Regions from separate parts of the Homo sapiens genome. Here all the other regions are linked to region 3. Evidence: chromatin loops called from intact Hi-C (ENCODE). Cell type or tissue: mammary epithelial cell. All regions are shown on one strand.

Region 1 (5,000 bases), 320 kb after region 3:
AGACGAGTTTTCACCGTGTTAGCCAGGATGTGATCCGCCCGCCTCGGCCTCCCTACAACGTTTTTTCTTATGTATCACTTCTAAAATCTAATGTCTTTCATATACTAAATAACTGTATTCATTTGTATATTGCTCCCATTATCCCATGTTTCAATTAGAAAATTTTGTTTGTACTGTTTAATTTTTTCTCTAATGTATCTATTAAAACTCTCAGTAGATTTTTATCCTTTTAAATATATATTTATCCATATTTAAATGGGAGGATTAGAAGATAAGCAAACAGCAGACAAGTTTGAATATATAAATGAGGATAAAATATATTTTAGATCATATGCCTAGGAACTCTTGCCACTAGTTTCATTCTTGTTACTACATTATCCTTCTACTCATTTCACCTCATATATAGTGTGATGTCAGTACTTTTTCTTAAACGGGGCTGCACTATGGATGTTACTTGCAGGCATGTAGGTGCAAAGCAGTGCCCCAAGAGATTGGCCATATCTTGGGGTGTGTCCAGATTATTATATGCCCCATTCTTCACTGTGGTTGTATTGAGTTTTCTCACTAGTGTTGGTAGCTTAAACACTGCTGTAGGTCTCCAGATGTCTCTCCTAGATCTAGAAAGACAGAAATAGGTAGAAAATAACATCAGTTGGGTGGAGGATGGGTGGTCGTGACAGAAAAAAAAAAAAAGATTTTGCATTGGTGTATTTGTACACTGTAAGTAATTGATAACATTGGGTCCTAAGTCTAGGTAGAAGTTGTTGTAGGACCAGACTTCCAGAGTTCCTGGTTAAGATCCAAAGAATCTACTCCCCAACCCTTCTCACTTATTTTCCCTATTTGACTTTGTGATGTGGTCAATTTCCTGTCTTGGTTAGGCCTGAGACAATCAATGTGAATTGGGTATAAGTGTGTGCGTGTTGTGTGTGTGTGTTTGTGTGTGTGTGTATGAAAGAGCGAGAGAGAGAGAGGGAGAAAGGGGGGTAGATTTTTAGGAGGAATCAAGTGAGACAACCCTGGCAGATATCCAAGTAGGAAATCTGTTCCTCTCTTAATCCTAGCAAAGAACTGGTGTGATGGTAAGTGTTTAACAAATCTTTTAATGCCTGCCTACACCGATTTCAAGATATGAAATGATGTATAGCTTTGCATGAAATGATGTATATGAAATGATGGGCATGATGTAACAGAATGCCCATAGGTAGAATGTTTTGCCTCATGTCTCAAGCCTTCTGGGAGCTGCTTAGCTGGACTAAAATTATGGCTGTCACAATATCATAAATAGCATTCCCCCACCCCCACCATTATATTACCATCAAACAGTACGGAAGGCTCACAATGTACAGCATGGTTTCTCACTGTTAACACTATTGATATGTTAGGCCAAATAATTCCATATGCATTGTAGGAAGTTTTGCGGCATTCCTGGTATCTACCCACTAGATGCCAGTTGAAACTGCCATCCCCCATACAATTGTGACAGTTAAAAATGTTTCTTGACATTGCCAAATCCAGGCAAAATAGCTCTGGACTGAGAACTAGTATGTCAGTAGTTCAGTATGAGATACTCCTACAAGACCTTCAGGATTAGCCAATGATTTTCATGACTGTCTCTCATCACACGTCCTCAGTTTTAAGTGTATTGTTCAGATAACTTCATAGTGACAAGCTAGCAAACTGTCAGGAGATGGACCGTCAATGATGTGCTAAGTTCTAGTTGCACATGACACTTAACCACTATTGGTATGTTTCTTGATCTGTAAAATGGGAAATATACTAGATCTTAACATCTATAACATTTATGTGTGTGTGTGTGTGTGTGTGTGTGTGTGTGTGTGTGTGTGTGTGTGTGTGTGTGTGTCAGAGAGAAAGAGAGAGAGAGAGAAACGAGAGAAATGAAGTTCTTTAACAGTTCCCGGTCATTCGTCTTTTCTACTTGTGGATGTTTAAACATCGCCACCTAGTGGCAACCTCAAAGTACTTTTTTATTGTAGATTACTGCGGAGGTATTTGAGTATCTTGGAAATGGAAGGGAATGATAATAAATGTAACATTTACCTTAATATAAGAATTATGTAATTCAGCTCACTTGGAGATATAAAAATAGATACTTTTAATGAGCTCCCAAATTCTAATTTGCTTTTGATATTTACCGGTAAACATTCTTGTGTTCACTTAATTTTAGATAATTTTTATAGACGTTTTTATTAATTTTAATCTTAATCTGTGCAACAGTAAATTTCATAAGCTATTTAGAGGGCATTCCGTGGAGACATATAATGAATCTGAAGTCAATGAAAACAATCTTAGGATCAGACTTTGAAATACGAAGTGTTAATTACAGAAGAATGGAGAAAGTCACAATCTCTTTGGAGGACTAATGAATATTTCTCAAACTTATCTCCACTCCTGTTGACAATAAATATAGTTTTGTGTATGTCTCTTTGGAACTCTCATTGGGAGCAGAGATTATGCATTAGTTCACTTTTTGTATGTAATAATATCTGGTTATTAATTAGCAACTGAGCATTGCAAGAACAGAATCAGAGTTTTCTACACAAGGCTGTATGAATAAACCAGACTATTATTTTGTCTGTGCTGTCATATACATATCCAGTTCATGTTACTCTCATTCATATGATCCAGGAGTCCTAGAGAACAATTGAAATCAGCCTCTGTTGTGTATAATGAAGTGTGAAGTAAATTGTTAGTAGTTTAGGAGTCAGAAAAGTTTTGATTTTTAAAAACTGAGAATAATTTTCTAAGATATCATTTTTAAATATAAGTTTTTCAGGCTAAGTATTCTACTTCTATTTAATAGATAAATTTGCTTGTTTGTCCCACTACTGCAAGAAGTAAATATGTCTATATAAATGTTTAAATATATTAAAATAATTAAATTTCTGAATAGCTATGATGCCACCCTCCCCAAAACCATCATATACAAACTGCCACCTCCACCACCTGAGCTTGTCCTGTGTTTGCTCCCTCTGCACTATCAGCTCCTATTTGAATTGCTTACTGTGGTCCCATAGGTATTCTCATGTTTAAGCATGGGAGTTCTTTTTTTAACTATTAAACTTCATTTACCATATTTCCCTTGATCCCTGCTTATAATTATAAAAAGCATATTGCCTGATGACTTTTTGGTCCTTTCTTTTTGAAGCCTTTCAAGATTCTTTAGGGTTAAGGAGCCAGAAAATACTTAACTAGCCTTGTGGGAATGATGAGGTTAGAGGACGGAGCATTTCCAGAACTGAGGACGTGGCTGTTCCCCAAGCTGCCTTCAGAATGTGGGTTAGGAGAAGGGTGGAATTTGGCAGCTAGAAATCATTGCTCACTTCTCTGAGAACTTAGACTTGGCTGGGTCACAGTGCCTTTGCCTCTAATTTCTCAATGGTCTAGTCTTCCTCTGGGGGTGGGAAGTAAAATAAAGTGTGCCAGGCTTTAAAGTATTAAAGAGGACTGAAAGGTAACAATATAATATGCATGTATTGAGTGTCTAGTATGTACCAGGAACTATGCAAAGCATTAAACAATTAGACAGAAAATCTCTACAAACTCCAATCAAGGGATTCTTGAATTTTGGGGGGAAGGGAGAAGTTAAGCAGACGTATACATAGTTAACTGTAATCCAATGACAATCCACTGTAATTTCAGTGACAGACAAGTGAATTTATAATTGTTGATCAAATACCCTTGCACGGCAAAAACTCAATCAAATAAGGAAGTTCACTTTAGAATACTGTTGAACTGAAAATTTTAAAAATAATTATTCTAAGAATGCTGATTTCTGGGTATTTAACACACCACATAAAATTCTTACCCAGACCACATCCGAATGGTAGAAGTTCAGACCTATGCTGAAATCAGTAGTGACATGGCTGATGAAATTACTCTAAGTGGCTAGATTGCCATGTATTTTTAAAATAATAAACACTCCCTTGCCATTAAGAAGTCTGTGCCTTTAGCTTTCTACTAAGTGTATATTTGGCAGTGGGTTCTAATTTTAACTGGCTTGTTTTCCAGGGCCCTCGTGGACCTCAGGGAATTGATGGAGAACCAGGTGTTCCTGGTCAACCTGGTGCTCCAGGACCTCCTGGACATCCGTCCCACCCAGGACCCGATGGCTTGAGCAGGGTGAGTTGTGTGCATTGTTTGATGTCACGTACAGGTCATGTTTTAAATTATTGATATATTGTTAGGATTTTAAATTGTGTCTGTTCAGATATTGACACTTGACTGTAAGAGCAGTTAAATAAGGTCAACACTGCTATGGACAGTAGAACTAATAAACCCACAGGGAATTGTTGGAAAAATTGGAAGAAGTATTTTCTAAAGTACTGCTTCAAATTGTTTGTATTTCTCAATGTCAGCTCTAGACTCTATGTGCTTTGTTTTTTCTATTGATTCTAAAGAACCACTGCTTTCCCCCTCTTTAAATGAAATGAGAGATTTATCTGTCCTATTCTCTAGGCTCAGAATGCCAAAAAAATCTGCTCCGTATCCTCCACAAGAGAGGATGACACATCCATGATGAGGGATATGAGAAGGCCATTGAGTTGACACTAAAAATGACACCTAATTATTTCTTCAATTTTAGTTTTTTTACTTGAAGTAAAGTCAAACAAAAAGCCTTTCAATACCGACTTCTTTGAATTGTTAATGTCAGACATAGGGGATTTATAAGTACAGGCAAACCATGGAGATATTGTGGGTTCAGTTCCAAACCACCTCAATAAAGTGAAATACTGCAGTAAAGTGAGTTATGTGAATTTTTTTTTGTTTCCCAGTGCATATAAACTTATGTTTTTCCACAATATAGTCTGTTATAAAGTGTGTAATAGCATTATGTCTAAAAAACAAGGTATATTTCTTTATTAAAAATACCTTATTGTTAAAAATTGCTAATAATCATCTGACCTTTCAGCAAGCCATAATCTTTTTGCTGATAGGGTGTTTTGCTTTGATGCTGATAGTTGCTGACTAATAAGGGT
Region 2 (5,000 bases), 890 kb after region 3:
TCTCTAATCTAGGTTTTCTGAAACTTTTCTCTCTTCTTCATAACAGGATGAATTAATTGTGCTCAAAACAGCTTCAGGTTCATGCAATCTAAGCTTCTTATTTCAAAGATAAGAACAGTAAGTCCCAGATAAGCTATGTACCATGGTCATAAAGTGGGTTTTTAGGAATTAGGCCTAGTAATTAGTTTTGCAGATATTCACCAAATAATTTTTTCTTTTATACAATATATTTTCTGCATTTAGAAAAGAAAATTCCCAGTTCTACCTTCATGCATATCAAGGTTTACACTGGTTATTGGCCTTGATTTTTGAACATATGTTACACAACTCTCATGCCTAAGGTTATATTCATTCAATCTATATTTTATTCAGTTTAATATTCTCCTTCCTGCCTTTCTTTTTTTTCCTAAAACTTAAGCTAACTGTATTCTATAGTTTGCATGCTCCCCTCTAAGTCCCTTTTCCTACTTACAGACCTCTTGCCTTCCTAATATTTCTAATTAATCTTAGGAAGATATGTTGATCAATCTACATAACATTATATTCTATTTTCTCCCTATTTACTACTTTAATGTTAATGCTTGAAGAGTCTTTTTTTGTAAATTTCTTTCAATTTTTGCTTCAGTGGATTTATTTCTTGGTAGATCTAGATGGATACAGTGATCTGCCATTAAACCCTGAATATAATAATCCAATAAAAAGTATTCAAAGGAAGTGATGCATAAGCATTTTGGAGAATGACTGGATGCAACAAACAAATATAACCAAGCCTTTGTCATCATAAAATGATGGGGAAGGATGGAGTAGTACTTGAAATAAAGTATTTGGTTAAATATATACTACTGATAAATAGAACTGTTAAAGAAAATTTAAAGGGAGCACAACTGAGTTTCAATCTTATTATATAATTTCTATCCATTTCTCAGAGGACTTTTTAAAAAGTGAAATTAAGTAAACTACTAATGGAATATAGAGTGTTAGGCAATAAAATTAATTTACTACTTCGGGCCTATTATTTGAAGCTATTCTTCTCTGGGGTTCTCATGTTTATATTTTTAATTTAAAGTATTTCTAATAATCCTGCGGGAAATGAGCGATGTTTATATATAATTAAATTAAGCTCTAAATGTTTTATTAATTAGGTAACTGATTGTGAAGACAAAATAGTGTTATACAACACAGAAAGAGTGAGTTCAAATGGAAAATCTACTAGGCTGAGACTTCACAAGACTTGACAGCAATTCCCAACGGCTACATTTTCTTGCAGTAATTTCGTGTAACTTTAATTTAGTTGTACTGCAGTGAGGGGATCTTCAGTCTAAAACTGGGTTCCAGGAATGCTGCCCACTGGGTATCTCCCAGGGAAATTGATAAGCTTTTAATCTATATATCAATACTTACTTACATGTAAACATCACAAATTGTGTATGAAATACATTCAGCCCCCAACATCTGTACTAGTTGTATTAATAAAATATATATAAATCACTATTAAAAATAAAATTCGTTCCAATAACAATGCTATTCAATACATAGAAGTTGAAAGGGTTTAAAATTACTACATTTTAGAAAATTTGTTTTATTTGTTGTTGTTTTTGTTTTTTTGTTTTTTGAGATGAAGTTTCCCTCTTGTTGCCCAGGCTGGAGTGCAATGGCGCGATCGCGGCTCACTGCAACCCCTGCTTCCCAGGTTCAAGTGATTCTCCTGCCTCAGCCTCCCAAGTAGCTGGGATTACAGGTGTGTGCCACCAAGCCCAGCTAAAACATGATTAAGAAATAGAAACTGCTGAACATGATTAGGAAATAAAGAACATGTTTTGATAAATATAGTATCTGAACCTTAAAAGGTTAATACTTATAAAAATAATTATATTTATAAAGGAAAAATTTATAAACTGTAAATTCTCTAAAAAATGATAGAAAGAGTGTAAAAAAGTCAGTTTTAAATTTTTTTGAAAACTAAGCAGGCATCATTAAACACAGAAGCATGAAAAATTCATTGTTGAGAATTCTTTAATTTTTCCATCAGCTTTTATTCTTAAATTTTAAATTCTTTTTTAATATCAGAAGCCATTACATTAATATTGCTGAAAAAGGAGTAAATATAAATAAAATGTTACCTTACATGGCAAATAAATTCACATACTGAATTATATAGATTTTTTTAAAAGTAGTCAGAATTCATATGTTAAAGAAAAATAAGCAGGAAATTAAAATGGAGATGTGTAAGTATGATCAAAGAGCAAGGTTCTTTTTTCTCTTTTTTTTTAGTAGAGCCACACCACCACCTACTGGCCATTGCGAGCCAGTAGCGCCAGGCTTGACATTTAAAAAATATTCTTAGTATACTTTGAATTGTAGCTTCTGACCCTTGACACACAAAAAAAGCAAAAAAAAAATATATATATATAAAAATAGATAAAAAGCATTGTTTTATTCATTATCATTAGTGTATGAATCATTACCCTTAGATATACTTTCCTGATATACAAAATGTTTGCAATCAGCACAGTAAAATTGCTTATTAAATACACTCCCTTTTGGAAGACATTTGAGAAAAAACAGCTACTATAAAATAAGTGTGCATTTTTAAACTATACTACCTAATTTTTTACCTTATTGTAGGTCACATTCTTTTATTAACAGAGTACATTTCTAAACATGAAACTCCATAGAAATACATACAAAATCCTGCAAAATATATGTAAACTCGTCATTGTTTAGAAAGCATTTGATTTCAAATATATCTTTACATTTGATCTATTCATTATTCAATTGAATTTTTTTTGGTTTTTGATTTGGGTTGACTGAATAAACAACCTCCTAGGCATAAAGAAATACTATGTGTAAATAACATTGTTCTTTCATAAAACATTCTGATTGTAGTGAAGTTGGATTCATGCCCAGAATCCTCAACATTTTAAAAGCATTTAAATAGAATCCTATTCTAATGTGTCCATAAACTGTGAGCCCTTTTAAATCCTCTTTTGGAATGATTAAAACTAGTGGCCAATAAAAGGCAAATCTGAATTATTACCTAATGAATGGTGGAAATAAATAGTTGGCTAATCCACTTTTTTCCCAAATGGGAGTGATATTATCTTCGGAGATTTTAGCATATTTACTTAAAACGATTAGTAAAATATTCTCATATAAAATAAGATGGATAAAATATTATTGACCTTTATTTCTTTACCCAGAATAGAAGTCATGCCAATTCAATTATTTCTCAATTTAAACACAGAGTGGATTCCACCAGATATGATATTCTCAAAGCAAAGTAATACCATTTAATGTCTCTGACTTTGCCTGGCACACTCAGAGGTCTAACCCTCCTTTAGAATAACCGGATGGTCCCTAAACCAAATAAAGTTAGAGAAGGGTTGTTTCTCCAAAAATACGAGAGCAACTATAGAGAATAACATTTAACTGTGTAAAAAAAAAAAGTAGTGATAATGTGTATTTTCTTATATGATAAAGCTGAGAATTCTGTTGAAGGAGTTTTGTAAATTTCAAAAGCTCAGTGACAACAATGTCCTTCGAGATGCGGAACAATTAGAAAAACATGGTGTGTAGCATCTTATGTAAGATTTTCTCAGGAAACTTGTTGACTAGGATATGTGGGGTTGCTTATTAAATGTCCTTCTCTCCTCTCTTAGTCTCACCAGTTTCCCCATGGCTACTTACGGACATTGCCAGATCCTGTTGGACCTGTAGATTAGGAAATCTTTAACATACAGTGTCACTGCAAAATTCTGGCTGGAATCAACTCTGACTCCACATTTTTAACTGGTGGATATTATATCTTAGCTTTTAAAGACAGTTGTTATGCCATTACTAGCTTTTGATTTGGGACATAGGTTCACATTATCCAAGCAAAGTAAAGGCAAGCTACAAAACAAATATTCAAGACACACTGCCATAAAATATTATTTTTAATATGACACATTATACCTTAGAAAAATGTGAACAGTATGCCATATTTTAAACACAATTTTGTGTACATGTTTGTTATTAAAAATGTTTCCTTGATATGATTACATTTGTTCAATAGTTCATTTTTAATAGGGTGAAGCTATACCTGCAGCAAAGCTGTTCATGCTTTGATCTCCATCAATCTGCTGAAAACATGACAGAGTCAATACACTTGTAATTTATTTGAAGGCCTTTCCCTACCTTTAGTTTCCTTACAGCATCTCTCACAACTTCTGTTCCTTTTGGCTGTTCCACTTCTGTACTGCCAAGAAACTGAAAATGGTCATTTGTGAGACACAGGCTTTTACCATATCATATATCATTGCATCATGTTGAAATATAAGATTGCATAATAGAATGGTTTAATAGTAATGCAAACTCATATGTTAATTAAATAGAATTATTATTTTATATTATTTTTATATTATATGAAAATGTAACTAAACTTTATCATTTATACTTCCTGTTAATCAAAGATTATTTTTAAAAACATACTTGTTTTCTAAATATTTTACTTGTAGATTTTTACTGGAAAGAAAACTAAAGTTATTTTATTAGGCCCAAGGGAATAATGTTGATCTCAACAGTTAAAATTTAGTAAACTTATTAGTAATTAAAAATTATTTTTCATTCAAAGCATGTAATTGTATTTTGTTACTATATTTAACATCAATAGTAAATTTCAAAGTTTACAATTTCTTTTTTTTCTCACGTCTCTCCCCACTTGCCTCTGCCTGCTGATGCCAAAGATTTCGCCATTAGCTTTTTTTTTCAAGTAAACATTTTTCTTTGTTTTCCACTTATGAGACTCATCTAACATGTAGAATTTAAAATACAAGCTTCTTTTAATAGCCAAGATATACAACTAAGTAAAGCTATAGTTAAAGAAATAAAACATACATGATCTACAATTGTACTGTTTTTTGGTTTTGTTTTAGTTTGGTTTTGTTTTTGAGACGGAGTCTCACTCTTTCGCCCAGGCCAGAGTGCAGTGGCGCTATCTCGGCTCACTGCAAGCTCTGCCT
Region 3 (5,000 bases):
AAAAAAGAAAAATGTATATATATTCCATTCCATCAAGAAGATATTTTATGGACATGTTATGATTCAACAACATAGCTTCAAACTACTTAAAACAGGACCAATAGAAATTAAAGGTGAAGTTGACAATTACAAATCCACTGACCAAGTAGAAAAATGTAGAGAGGCAGAATTCTTCAATAACACAATTAACTAGATTGATCTAATTTACATACACATTCAATAGACAACATACTTTTTTCCCGAAATGCACATGGAATATTAAAAAAAAGACCATCGTTTAGACCATAAAGGATAATAGCATACATCCTGCAGGCCATATTTACTGACCACGGTTCAAGAAAATTCAAAATTATAAATAATTGTCTAAAGAATATTGAGGAAAGCAAAATTAAATTATCTATTTGAAAATTTAAAAAAATTTACCCTAAATAACTGAAGTTAAAATGTCATCATAATAGAACATATCACTATTAGAAATAAATGATGGGAGTGCTAACTTACCATAACTGCAAAGAAAGCAATATTCAGAGGAAAGTTTATATCTTTCAGTGGCATTTATTAGAGCACAAAGACGATGGAAAATAATTAAGTTTTTAACTTAAGAGACTAGAAAGAAAGTAATAAGATAAACCCAGTCCAGAGTTCTTTCCACTATAGTTCACTAATGCTTCTTATTAATAGAAGTTTGGAATATCATTCCTTTGTTTTTGTTCACACCTATTATTTAATTCTAATATTTGGATATTTGCTTTTCTGTCATATGGAGGAAGCGCTGCCTATGAATTTTATGTATCCACAAAATATAAGAATTAAAGAAAAGACGTTAATATCTAATGCTGTTGTGTCCTTTGCCTAAGGAAAAGTCATTGAGGAGTAGAAGACTCTAGAACGGAAACATTCTTTTTTTTTTTTTTTTTTTTTTTGAGACAGAGTCTTACTCTGTCACCCAGGCTGGAGTGGGGTGGTGCGATCTCGGCTCACTGCAATGCAACCTCTGTCTCCCGGGCTCAAGCCATTCTCAGGCCTCAGCCTTCGAGTAGTTGGGATTATAGGCGCATGCCACCGCACTTGGCTAATTTTTGTATTTTTAGTAGAGACGGGGGTTTTGCCGTGTTGGCCAGGCTGGTCTTGAACTCCTGACCTAAAGTGATCCTCGGCCTCCCAAAGTGCTAGGATTACCAGCGAGAACCACTGCGCCCAGCTTAGAAGGGAAACATTCTTAGGGTCTTTAGGGTCCCAGAAAGCAGTTTGAAAGCTGTCCAAGAATAAAGGAAAGAGTATTGCTATTTTGAATATTAATGTAGAGAGCTGTTTTTGTAATAATGAGCAGGAACCATCTGTGCATATTATGTTACAATTAGGAAAATGTTTATATTTACAATATGAATTTTTACAGTATTTCTTTGATAATTACTATTTTTCCTCAAGAGGGTTGTATGTAAATTTCCCCTTTGATTTTACACTTGCGAAGACTGAAGAGCTGTTATTTGAACTTTATTCCAGAGATTCCTTATTCCTCATGGTGCTCTGTAACTTCATTTTTGAAAATAAATCAATATAGCATCCAATAAAATATGACACACAAGGCCGGGCACAGTGGCTCACGCCCGTAGTCCCAGCAGTTTGGGTGGTGGAGGTGGCCGGATCACCTGAGGTTAGGAGTTCCAGACCAGCCTGGCCAACATGGTGAAACCCCGTCTCTACTAAAAATACACAAATTAGCCGGGCGCAGTGGCGGGCGCCTGTAATCCCAGCTGCTTGGGAGGCTGAGGCAGGAGAATCTCTTGAACCCGGGATGCGGAGGTTGCAGTGAGCTGAGATTGTGCCACTGCACTCCAGCCTGGGTGACAGAGCGAGACTGAGTCTCAAAAAAAAAAAAAAAAAAAAAAAAAATGACGCCAAGGAAGCTGTTTTTCTTTTGTGAATCTTTCATCAATCATTTTAAGTGAATGGATTCAATGCTGGGATTGTTACTTTTACCTGGACATCTGAGTCCTACTTCATGCCTGTCCCGGCCGCTAATTCCTTTTTACTGAACCCGGCCCCTCCCTAACACAAATTACATTGTACTTCGCTGTGAAAGGTTCTAATGAGCGTAAATTTCTTTTGTTTTCCTTGTTAAAATTCTTCTTCTTCCCTGCAATGCACACCTTATCTTCTCAGAACAGAAGACCTCAGTGGACTATTAGGAAGGTCTCACATCTCCTTGGGCCCAGTCGTCATCCTTTTTAATACTTATTTAATTTTTTTTCCCTGGAGATTTGGCAGTGATTTACTGGTTGACTTTGATTTCAGGGCTCTTGTAACCATAAATTACTTACTTGGGATGAGTGATTAGAGGATCCTAACTGCTGGAGTATTCTCTGTTTGGGAAATAAGTTATTTTTACATACATTCATAGATGTTCATGTGGCAGAGGAATTATATCTACAATGGGAAAAAATTTGTATGTTGAATCAATAGCTTCCCTGATCTATAGGCTAAAATCCAGGCTTCTTGGTCTGGCAATAAAGGCTTGTCATAAATTGACCCGACCTATCTTTCTAATCTATTTTCTTTGTTTTGACTTCATAAACTTCACTATAGAAATTATTCTGTGAATATTCATTAAAGATTCTACATCTGGACCTTTACTTAATGTTACCTCTACCTAAAATGCTCTCTTGCTTTCATACTATCTATCTAACTCTCTTCTAACAGCCATACAACTTTTCCATTCTCTTCCACGAACATTCTCAGGCACCTTTCTACTTTCCACTCAGAGAACTTGGAAGTTTTCTTTACGACTCACTGCCATCCAATTATATGATAATTCTTGAGTCGCTGCGTATTAGTCCTTGATTTTTCTATGTTTTGATGTTAAGAGATGTGTGCTCTTTGAACACAAGACAATGTATTGTTTTTCTAGGTAACATAATACAATGCTTCCTACATTGTTGGCTCCTGTTTACTATCAATTGATTGGCAATTCATTGGTATGTAAATGACATTGCAGAAGATCTTGTATTCTTCAAGTTTTTAATGGTATTTTCATACTAGAGATCTGAGCTGATGTTGATGGCTTCAGAACCAAGTGTGAAATTATTTAGAAACTGAAGCCACAACTGCAAAAATACAGACAGACCACATGGTGGCAGCAAAGGAGCATCATTATTTTTGCAGGTTTGCATTATGCTTGCCTAACCAGAGATTATAATTATTCTGTTAGTGAATCAAAAAATATTGTAAATGTCTAATAAATAAACTTAGTGGAATGTTATAGAATGAGTATTTCTTAATATAAATAAATGCAAAAAGATCTTTGGATTTTTAGTGGTCTTTATGTACAAAAGTATTTCTTGCATCTTAAATTCTAGAACTTCTCCATATTGTTTCTCAATTATATTCCTCTTTCTCACTGTCTTTTCCCTCTCTACTATAAACATTTCACGAACGTTAGGATGATGTTTTGTGACATTTGGATTTTGGGACTGCGGCTCACAGGATATTGTGCTTGTAGAATGTGGACCTATACAAATTCCAGCTGGTGATAGTACACGTTGTTCTTTTGCAGACAGGCCTCTTCTTAGGCATGATGCCTAAGTTTAATTTCCATGTGTAAAGTCATACTTAAAGTATGTAAACTGAAACAGATGTTAGTACTCTGAGAAGGCATTTGGTGCATGAAGAAACAGTTCCCTAGCTTCTTTTTCCACTCCCACTATTTTGGAAGCCCCTTTCCATAGAAAAGGGCCTCTGGAGAATCGTCTAGTGTCTTTGACCCCATTAGTATGTAGCAATTCATTCCTGGGAAACTGTTGCTTGAAGTAAATGTTAGCTAGTACTTGAAACTCTTTTCTTAAAAACAATATGATTTTCTTTCCTATAAATGCCAAGTTTTGTTTAACTGTTTTTTAATTAGAAAGCTGTTCACCCTAATCATGTGCTTTTTAAAAAAAATCAAACAAGATCTTATTGATATTATCATTTGAGTAATAACTCAGAACTTCTATTTTCCCAAAGACTTGCAGTAATAGTCAGATGTTGATTCAACACCTATATAACTTCTTACTGCTATAGTTCCAAATATTAAAATGCTATATTGATATGTGAAATACTTTGAAAGTCTACCGACATCTGAATTGTGCTGGTGATAGTTCATAGATTTCCAACCATGTGATAATTTGTGCTTCTGATAATTTTCCAAAAAAAAGTAGGTGGAGTTATTAGAATGAACACCTAACTACTTTCTTTTCCTTCTTGCTCTGCCCTTCCCTTTCTCTTTTAAAAGATATTTGTTGAGATTCTATCTCAGGTATTGTGCTAGAATAAAAAAAACGATTGAAGCAGGTCCTAGTCTTAAGGAACATTCGTTGTAACTTAGGTTTAAAGCACATAGACATCAAATCATAATTTATTATTATATTGGCAAAGAAAAAAATCTGTCAGCACAGAAGAGCCAATCTATATTTCTGAGAAAATAAAGAAGACTTTACAGAGAAGGTGATATTGGAGTTGGGCGTCAATATTATTAATATCATCATTTAAAGATGGAGGATAATTTATCTAGGCAGTAAAATGGAAGGTATTTTCCAGGTAGCAGAATGAAATGAGCACTAGTATGATGGGTTTGGGAAACATAAAAAAACACTGATACGGTTTTCTTAGAGACACATGGAGGGAGTAATTCGGTGCTGAGACTAGAAAGAAAGGATGAGGCCAGATTTAGTCATGCTTAAACAGTTGGAAATATAAATGCAAAATTTTCTTTAATTTAAAGTTAATAATTATAATTTTAAAGTACTTTGACATATTACTTCAAGAGGATAATATGTGACCATTTGTACTGTAAAAATTTAGTTATTCTTAATGTTACTGAGTTACCTTCTAATTGCATTCATAAAATACATCAATTCACTAAAAATTTAGGCAATTGCATATATATTCACATAATTTTTGTTTTGTTATGTAAACATAAACAAGCCTTGAGTTTGTCTTTATATCAAATCACTAAAGTCCAT

What was found. Hi-C counts contacts between places; a loop is a spot of excess contacts. Peaks named below come from ENCODE experiments on the same cell type or tissue, not always from the same donor. Only the 100,000 strongest peaks of a DNase experiment are listed, where the experiment ranks them.
Region 1: a loop joins it to region 3, with 9 times the contacts of the local background. A loop is called at or near these places in 88 of 110 quality-filtered maps.
Region 2: it touches region 3 in a loop (24-fold over the local background); 77 of 110 quality-filtered maps call a loop at or near these places.

The regions. Positions count from the first base shown.
Region 1 is chr2:189,091,453-189,096,452 of GRCh38, reverse strand. COL5A2 (collagen type V alpha 2 chain) reads left to right here. Exons shown (of 54, transcript NM_000393.5): 7 at 4,033-4,143. Among named protein-coding and RNA genes, the nearest start is that of MIR3129, 39 kb to the left of the region's middle. In mammary epithelial cell, a CTCF peak has its summit at 1,946 (motif pointing left); a DNase peak (open chromatin) is centred at 1,942.
Region 2 is chr2:188,522,004-188,527,003 of GRCh38, reverse strand. It overlaps GULP1 (GULP PTB domain containing engulfment adaptor 1), which reads right to left. Exons shown (of 12, transcript NM_016315.4): 5 at 4,177-4,248. Among named protein-coding and RNA genes, the nearest start is that of MIR561, 230 kb to the right of the region's middle. In mammary epithelial cell, a CTCF peak has its summit at 2,309 (motif pointing left); no DNase peak of the experiment used is centred here.
Region 3 is chr2:189,410,677-189,415,676 of GRCh38, reverse strand. It overlaps a transcript of COL5A2 not described here. Among named protein-coding and RNA genes, the nearest start is that of WDR75, 28 kb to the left of the region's middle. In mammary epithelial cell, a CTCF peak has its summit at 3,117 (motif pointing right); no DNase peak of the experiment used is centred here; H3K27ac peaks cover 842 bases.